Linked DNA regions of Homo sapiens: region 1 is linked to region 2. Evidence: chromatin contacts called from ENCODE Hi-C or POLR2A ChIA-PET data. All regions are on one chromosome and are shown on one strand. The core of a region is the stretch at or near the end of the contact, and the rest is flanking DNA. Distances in the headings are between cores, read along the strand shown.

The links. A loop is a pair of places that touch in the nucleus more often than their neighbours do. ChIA-PET counts read pairs that join two places held with the same protein, here RNA polymerase II (POLR2A). Pooled maps may share reads with other maps.
Region 1: a loop to region 2 is called in a pooled map, with 7 times the contacts of the local background. The contact joins the enhancer-like site here to the promoter of IDE in region 2. A Hi-C loop is called at or near these places in 6 of 50 pooled maps. POLR2A ChIA-PET finds 5 or more read pairs at or near these places in 2 of 52 experiments (HEK293T and OCI-LY7).

What each region holds. Positions count from the first base shown.
Region 1 is chr10:92,740,496-92,744,824 of GRCh38, reverse strand. No RefSeq gene overlaps it. Among named protein-coding and RNA genes, the nearest start is that of HHEX, 53 kb to the right of the region's middle. RefSeq lists an enhancer at 2,018-2,357. Within about 2 kb of position 2,429, at least 4 of the 41 ENCODE cell types and tissues checked have a DNase peak (open chromatin) inside an H3K27ac peak, as active enhancers do; they include OCI-LY7, where a contact is called at or near this core.
Region 2 is chr10:92,570,928-92,575,466 of GRCh38, reverse strand. It overlaps IDE (insulin degrading enzyme), which reads left to right and starts at 1,374. Exons shown (of 25, transcript NM_004969.4): 1 at 1,374-1,545. The coding sequence starts at 1,448. RefSeq lists enhancers at 715-954, 965-1,024 and a silencer at 1,525-1,974.

The DNA.
Region 1 (4,329 bases), core at 1,180-3,679, 170 kb before region 2:
GACTACAGCCCAACCAACATCTTGATTGCAACTTCATAAGAGACCCCAAACCACAGCCATCCAGACAAGCTACTTCCAAATCCCTAACTCACAGAAACTGTGAGATCATAAATGCCTACTGTTTTAAGCCACCAAGTTTTGGGGTAATTTGTTATACAGCAATAGACACAGCGGGAGACAAGACAAACACAGTTCCTGTCCTCATTCTTGCAGCAGATAATAACCTGTTATTAAACAAATGTGGAAACAATGTGAGTCAAGTTGTGCCCAGCAAATCTGTGCAAGTGCTAGACTTTCCCACCAACAGGAAATGTGATCAGGAGATTTGTTAGATTATTGCATTGATTGTGACTAGAATATCAGTTTGGTGTCACCAAAAGGTACAGCCTGTCTTTATGCTATGATCAGCAGAGAGACTGCAGTAAATGGTGGTGGGGTCTGATATAAGATCCAGTGGATCTGGGTCAGAATGGGTGCCATGGCAACCCAAACCTCCTGAAACCAGGTGAAGGGAAAGCAGCAGCCCAGGCCCTTACAGAGAAAGCTGGTCTGCAAAGAGTACAGGAGAGCTGAGAGAGGCAAATACAAGAGACCATGTGTGTGTCTCCAGGGAAACAGAGACAAACCACTGTCCATTTCCTGTGGGCTGACAGGACTTCCAGGGTTGTATTCTATGAGGTTTCCTAAACATATATATATTTTTTTCAATCAATCCCCTTTTTACTTGAGCTAACCAGCTGGGTTCAGTCATTACAGTAGAACAATCTCTGAGGTGCTCCACTCCAGCCTCGTAATGGGTCTCTCACCTCCAGTATCTGTCCTCTTCAGTGCACCCCACATGGGAATCCAGGAGTCTTCTTCAATCACTGCTTTAGTCAAGGCACCCTCCCCCTACTTCTCCTACAAACCTTAGTTAGGTCCCCACTCCTATAGGTCAAGCACCTCAGCCAGGTATTTACAGCCCTCCTCAACCTGGCTCCAACTCACCTTTTAAATGATTCCCCACGTATACCCTATCTCCAGATAAGCTAAACTCCCTGAAGTTTGCCATGGGTCTTGGTTTTTCAGCCTCATACCCTTCATCAAGTCACTCTTTCCACTTGGAAGCCCATCGCTACCCTCATCCACCTCACTTTATTCTAGCTATACAGCAAAGATCGTCTTAAGGCTGGGTGCAGTTGCTCATGCCTGTAACCCCAGCACTTTGGGAGGCCAAGGCAAGAGGATCACCTGAGTCAGGAGTTCAAGACCCTATCTCTACAATTTTCCCGGTTTGGTGGCACGCACCTGTAGTCCTAGCTACCTGGGAGGCTGAGGCAGGAAGATTTCTTGAGCCTAGGAGCTCAAGATTGCAGTGAGCCATGATCATGCCACTGTACTGCAGCCTGGGCGATAGAGTGAGACCCTGCCCCACCCCCACCAAAAAAAAAGATGGTCTTAAATGTGTCTCCATGAAGTTGTTGCTAATCCCTTCAGCTGGTATAATGTTTTCCTCCTCCGAATGCATCGTTTATGGTATTGGTAGAGTGTAAGTCCTTTTCTGACTATACTGTAATTACATATGTGCATAGCTCATCACCTCTACACAGCCATAAGCTTCTTGAGGGTGAAAACAAGGTTATTCATCTTGGTATCAGCTTGGTCCTAAGCCCGCTTCTCTGTTCACTCTCTTCTCTCCTTAAATGATCTCATGATTTATGACTTCATCCACTCCATCTAAATGCTGATGCTTCCAGCCCAGACCTCTCGGCTAAGCACCAGATCCTACTCACACCACCTACTCCCATAGCCCCGTGGGTGTCTCCAGGCTCCTCGTGCTCGGTGTGTTCAGTGGGAACTCACCGTGATGCCCCCCACCCAACTCAGGCCTCCTCCAGGTTTCCTTTCTTGGTAAATGCCACCCCCATCCCCTACTGGACATCCAGTTTTGCAAGCCAGAATCGAGGAGTCCTCTTGGAACTCCTCCACCCAGCAACATCTATGTCTACTCCATCACCAGGCCCTGTAAGTTTTACATTTTAAATGGTATTCAAATCCCATAACTTTTCTCCACCTCCACTACACCCCTTAATCCAAGCTGTCCTCATCTCTCACCTTGCCCACATCCTCTGCTGGTATCAAAATAGGCTCCCCACGTCACCTGCAGCCTCACATCTCCAGTCCTAGTTCATATGATTTGAATGTCACTTGTTTTGTTAAACTCAAATCTGGCCAAGTCACGCTACAGGTTTAGAATCTTCTGTGACTTCCCATTGATCTAGGATAAAGACCCAAATCCTTAATATAAACTGACCACAGGGCCCAGCATCATCTGGCCCCTGTTTATGTCTCCAGCCTAATTTTGTGCTACTTTCTTTTTTACTCTCAATATTTCAGTCACAGGGCACTACTTTCAGTTCCTCAAAAGCACTGTGCTCTCTACAGCCCTGGGGCCTTCATGCATGCTGCTGCTTCTCACTCTGGCCACCACCTTTGCCTAATAAACTCCTGTTCATCCTTCTAGTCTCAGAACAGATCTCAGCTCCTCAGAGAAGCCTCCCTGACCAGATCTGGTCACTCAATTACATATCCTCATTGTTCTCTGTATTTTCTTTTATTGTATTTAGATTGTTCCATAATTATAGATTTGTGTAATTATTTGAAGGTAGATGTGGCTATTTTGTTTCAGCACATAGATATAGAAAATTATATTAATGACCAGCTACATTTGGCTGCCAATATTGTCAAGATATGTCAAGTTTTTCCGGAGGCTTATAATTTTCACATTTTCCTCTATTTTCTAGTTGCATCAGTAAAAAAAAAAAAAAAAAATTTGAGACAGAGTCTCACTCTGTCTCACCCAGGCTGGAGTGCAGTGGTGCAATGTTGACTCACTGTAGCCTTCACCTCCCGGGTTCAAGCGATTCTCCTGTCTCAGCCCCCTGAGTAGCTGGGATTACAGGCACGTGCCACCATACCCAGCTAATTTCATATTTTTAGTAGAGATAGGGATTGATTCTTTCTTTCTTTCCTTCTTTCTTTCTTTCTCTCTCTTTCTTTCTTTCTTTCTTTTGAGATGGAGTTTCACTCTGTCACCCAGGCTGGAGTGCAGTGGTGCAATCTCGGCTCACTGCAACCTCTGCCTCCTGGGTTCAAGCGATTCTCCTGCCTCAGCCTCCCAAGTAGCTGGGATTACAGGTGCCTGCCACAATGCCAGCTAATTTTTTGTATTTTTAGTAGAGACAGGGTTTCACCATGTTGGCCAGGCTGATCTTGAACTCCTGACCTCAAGTCATCCACCTGCCTCAGCCTCCCAAAATGCTGGGATTACAGGTGTGAGCCACTGCGCCCGGCCTGCATCAGTTAAAATTTTACTTAGCTGCAAGTCACTGAACATAGTGCTTCACCAAATAGGGTTTTTTCTCTTTTTCTCACATTATAGAAGTCTTGAGGTAGGGCTGAGGCAGCTGCTTACAGAAAACAAGGTCCCAGCCTCCTTGTAACTTTTCTCCGCTACTCTTAATGCCTGACTTTCTTCCTCACAATGGAAAGCTGGGCTGCTGCCCCTCCAGCATGGTGTTCATACTCTACACAGAAAGAAGGGGAGGGGTCAAGGGCAAAACATGTGTACTGATTGGACTTGTCCCTTTTTCTCAGGAAAACAATAGGGCTTTCCTGAAAGCCCCACAGAGGAAGCTTCTACGGATATTTTTTGGCCAGACTTGGGTTGTAGACACTTCAGCTTCAAGGGGCTCTGGGGAGGTATGTGATCTTCCATGGGCAACCTGCTGCCCTAAGCCCAGCTGGAGCCCTGTTAGTGAGGAACAAGGAGAGATTGGAGACCTGGAGGCCAACCAGGGTATCTGCCGCTCTACTGCCACAAACAAGTAGATCAGCTGGGTTCCAAGGCTCTGACTCAGTCTCAGAAGCCTATATGAAAGTAATCCAGATGAGTAAACTTTTTGAGTTTGAAATTTTGAGCAGAGAGACTCAAGCTCTTTAAAGAGAGAGAGAGAGAGAGAGGAGAGGAGAGGACAAGACAGAAGAGGAGAGGAGAGAGAGACTGGGCACGGTGGCTCACATCTGTAATCCCAGCATTTTGGGAGGCTGAGGTAGGTGGATCACTTGAGGTCAGAAGTTCAAGACCAGCCTGGCCAACATGGTGAAACCCCGTTTCTACTGAAAAAAAAAAAAAAAGCAGGACATGGTGGTGGGTGCCTGTAATCCCAGCTACTTGGGAGGCTGAGGTAGGAGAATCGCTTGAACCCGCGAGGCGGAGGTTGCAGTGAGCCAAGATCATCCCACTGCACTCCAGCCTGGGCAACAGAGCGAGACTCCATCTAAAAAATA
Region 2 (4,539 bases), core at 125-2,624:
CCAAGTCTCGAGTATTTGTTGTGATGTATTTTCTCTCTATAGTAATCTTCTGATTGCTAATTTTGTATTTATAATTTGTATTTTATGTCTCAAAGAGGTCCCCCAAATTGTATATGTTTCAAGCCCTCCAAGTCTGAATCTACCCCAGCCCATTTATAGATTCCATTAATGGAGCATAAATGTATTCAGAAAGGCTGCATTAACACTCTCAGAGGAGCTGCTTCAAGGTGATTGACTACTCTGCATTGGGACTGGTAATTTAAAGGTTCTTAAAACCATGCACTTGCAAACACCACTAGGAGGCTTGCCATAATTTTTACCTGTTTTCATCCAAAGGTTTGCCTTTAGGTGAAACCGCACTGTTAAAAAGATCGTGGGTACGTCTTCGATAAAGCATCAACTTGATTAAGGAACCCTCCTACTGAATTCCCATTTAAAGCAATACTTGGACTAAGGACACCGTTTTTGGCTGCAGTCTTGATCGTCTGTCAATCAGAAACCTAAAAGTACTTAAGCTGGCAAGTCACCATCCCTAATAGCATTCTTCCTTAAAGACTCCCATAAGGTATTATGGAAAGTTAGATTCATAACAACTATTAAGTTGTTCGTGGGTGCAAAGCCCCATAAAGCCACTGGGGAGAAAATTCTTTGTTTAAAAAGTAACCACTGAAGCCGACTGACATTAGTAGTATTCCTAGTACGGAGTACTAACAAGAGTAGTAGTTTCTACTCTGGATTTGAAGCCTTGTTTTGCTGCGGCGCCCGTCCCATCCGCACCTTCCTCTTAAGAGAGCTGCTAACTTCCCCAAGGATGGAAACGTCCCCCTGGGTCCTGGCCTCTCTATCGCTGACCCCTGCGTCTGAATTTCCCCCACGCCGCACTCGAGCCTTGTCTCCAGCGCATCTGTGCCTTCGCGGTCCACGTCCCCACCGCGCTCTAGAGGGAGCCCGCGGGCCGCGCGCCGGCCGCGGATTCATTTTACGTGAGGCCGCCGCGACCACGAACCTTGTTCCAACACCTGCAGGGTCCGGCACGCTAGTCAGTGGGGGTGCCTCAGAAAACATAGCCCCGTGTGCCCTCACTGGATTTATGAGCGGCCCCTCGCCCCCTCACAGTCAGACACACGTCGCCACCCTCACAAGTGCGGCCGGTGGGATCTAGCTGGGACCCTCCCCGCCTGGGAAAGTCTGGGTGCTGGCTCCTAAAGCGCCCCGGCCAAACCCCTGTCCCTCCAGTCCGCCTGCTCAGGCCTCGGCTGTCCGCGGTCTTCACCGTCCTCGCCTGCGTCCTGGCCCCATCCGGCTCCAGGCAAAACCCGGAGCAGCTACCTCTCCGCAGCTCCCGGGAGACCGCGCGGCGCCGCGGCTAGAGCATGCGCAGTGCGCAGGGCCGGCTCGAAGCGCAAGCAGGAAGCGTTTGCGGTGATCCCGGCGACTGCGCTGGCTAATGCGGTACCGGCTAGCGTGGCTTCTGCACCCCGCACTGCCCAGCACCTTCCGCTCAGTCCTCGGCGCCCGCCTGCCGCCTCCGGAGCGCCTGTGTGGGTAAGCGGAATGGAGCGCCCGGGCCCTCGGGCCCCGTGGGTCACAGCGGTTTGGCGCTCGGGTTGCAAAGTGGTGATTCAGCACTTAAAGCCGCCACCGCTGCCCCTCACGCCGCCCGTCCCGCCGGCCTGGGGCCCGTACTGCCGCGCTGAGGCCGCCCCAGGGCCCGGAAGAGCGGCTCGCCAGGCGGGAGCCAGAGGCCTGGTCCAGAGTCGGGGACGTCCCTTGGGCTGGTGAGGGGCCGGGGCCGCTACCCGGGGCCACGGGGCGTGTGCCACTAGTGCGGGGGGCGCAGGGGCGGACAGAGTCACCCGGCCTGCACCTGGGAGCCGCGCCGCGTCACTCTCCCGGAGTCCGCCTGTGAGGGGGCCGGGAACCTGAGGCGGACTCGAGCCGTGGGGTAAAGGAATCCGGCGACTTCGGGGGGACCGCTTCTCACCTTGCCCTCAGCCCTGCCCTTTTCTCCGGGCACTGAGTTTCCAGGACCGTGTGGAATGCCCGCGCTGGGAAAAAAGTTTGCCTGCCTCCCGCCTTGGAAGACGAGTGTGGGGTTTCCTATCGGGGGACATTTAGGAGCCAAAAGATACCTCGGGATCCTCTACAGCAGCTCCCTTGTTTTACGTCGGAGACAACCGGAGCTCCGAGAGATGGCTTGATTTCCCAGCAACTGCCGAGATTGTGGCAAAACCAGGATTAGGACACAGGTTTTTTGCCATCCGGCGGCGTGCCCTCTCCACTGCACCGTTGATCTGCGTACGCTAGGCGTTTTCAGGCTTGTAGTGAACGCTGAATACTTTTTACTACGAATGGAAGAAGATAGGCAGTATTATCTTGCCCTCCCTAGAAACGTTATTTGAACCCCTGCTGGTTTTAATCAGTAATAGCCAGCACCTACTAAGTGCAGGGCACTGTGCTGGACCCTCTATGTAAAGTATGTGTCTGCCTTCCAAGGAACTTTGACTTGATTGGAGCGGATTGGGATGCCACGGGAATTGAGATAGCTACAAGGGTGTGTTGATGAGGGTCAGAAGATGGGTAGTATGGGTAGTGTGTGGGGCCAGAGATGGGGGGGTAGGCTGGCTTTGGAAGGAATGGCAGAAAGGTTGGAGTGAGGGCTGGCGTGGGCGTAATCCAGCCTAGATATGCGGGCAGTTTGTGTTGGGGGAGCAGTGAGCCGATTAGTCTGGTTGAAGCTTTATAGAATTTCCTTGGGGTAATTAGAAGGACACAAGTCCTGTATTATAACAGTAGGGTAATGCTGGCCTGGGTCTTGAATTTTAGTTGGGATTTTCCCAATGCGTAGTAGGTAGGGAGCCATTAAAGTTTTTGAGCTGGAAAGTTATCTGATGGAACTGGGGGTTTAGGAAAGTAGTTTGGTGGCTGTGTGCAGGATGTCAGGAAGTGGAGAGAGTCCTAAGGCAGAGAAACCTGTTGGGACTTAGTCTTTACTGCCTGTATTAGGATGGTAGCAGTGGGGCACTAAGATAAGCTAATACAAATGAAGACTCTATGGAACTTGTTCTCCTCTGTTTTCCACTACATCACAAAATCTCCTATAATGTGCAAAAGACCCCTGAACTTAGAGAATCAGGTGGTAAGCACAGGCAGGATGCCTCCTTTTGTCCTCTTTTGTGTCAGTCTGCTTTTGTTCTAAATTCATTACTGATAGGCTAGGCTTAGCTGTCTCCATACTGTCTCCAGCATATAGCATTTGTGATTTTTAAAGAAAGCACCAATTTTAAGTTTTGTATAACTAAGTGGTTTGTATGTTCTAGTTAAAATTACATTTTCTCTGTAGTTATAAAGTCCGGTCGACCATCCAGAGTTTTAAGATATGTTTTTCTCAAAGATGGAAATTTGAGAGATTCAAAGCATAATGAATGAGATGAGCCAGCTAGAAAGCTCTACCCTAAAATCAGTGAGTGAGGCTTTTGAGGAAAATACAGGTCCAACCAAAGGGATTAGGGCATAGTTTTAGGAAGGAAAGCACTAACATCTGAAGCTACCACATATTCTCATCTTAAGGAATGCAATCAGCCCTACTGTACATAGTCGGAAGAATGTCTTAACAGAGATAGCCACACAGCTATTTGCTGGAAGAGCTGGGATTTAACCCATGTCTATCTGGCATCGGAGCCTGAGCTCTTAACTGTTATGTATTTGCAAACACAAGTACTGCCTCTGCTGGTATTTGGGCATTCATTTTCTGGTCTAACCTCTTGAGACAGAGATGGTCTTAAAGCATTTATGTAAGATCAATCCATTTACAGAGTAACCTCCTTGTTCTGTGTTCAGCTGTATTTTATAACTTGGGACTGTGTGGAATTATCTGAACTACTGGGGCACCTGGAGATAATAGCCCATTCCCTGGCAACAACTTGAGCCACCTGGGCATCAGTCATCTCACTTTGCAGGCAGCCCTACTTTGCATTTCCCTGTTCCATAGGCTTAGGAAACAGTGGTATGTCAGTTGGGACTATCAACATTCAAGCTTTTAAACTACTGTCAATCAGAAAAATGCCTTTTAATAGTGTAAAAGAACAGGGTACCCCTGAAGTTTCTTTAACCTAATCCACACATTCTGCCTGTCTTGAAAGTTAGGGTTGAGGCCAGGTGGGGTGGCTCATGCCTGTAATCCCAACACTTTGACAGGGCGAGGTCGGGGGGATCACTTGAGGTCAGGAGTTCAAGACCAGCCTGGGCAACATGGTGAAACCCCATCTCTACTAAAAATACAAAAAAATTAGCCGGGCGTGGTGGTGGGCGCTTGTAATCCCAGCTACTCATGAGGCTGAGGCAGGAGAATCGCTTGAACCCGGGAGGCTGAGGCAGGAGAATCGCTTGAACCCAGGAGGCGGAGGTGCAGTGAGCTGAGATCGTGCCACTGCACTCCAGCCTGGGTGACTGAGCGAGACTGTGTCTTAAAAAAAAAGAAGTTAGGGTTGGGGACAGTCTCCCCAGGGTAGGGGAGAAAAAGTTCAGTATGTTTTCTTT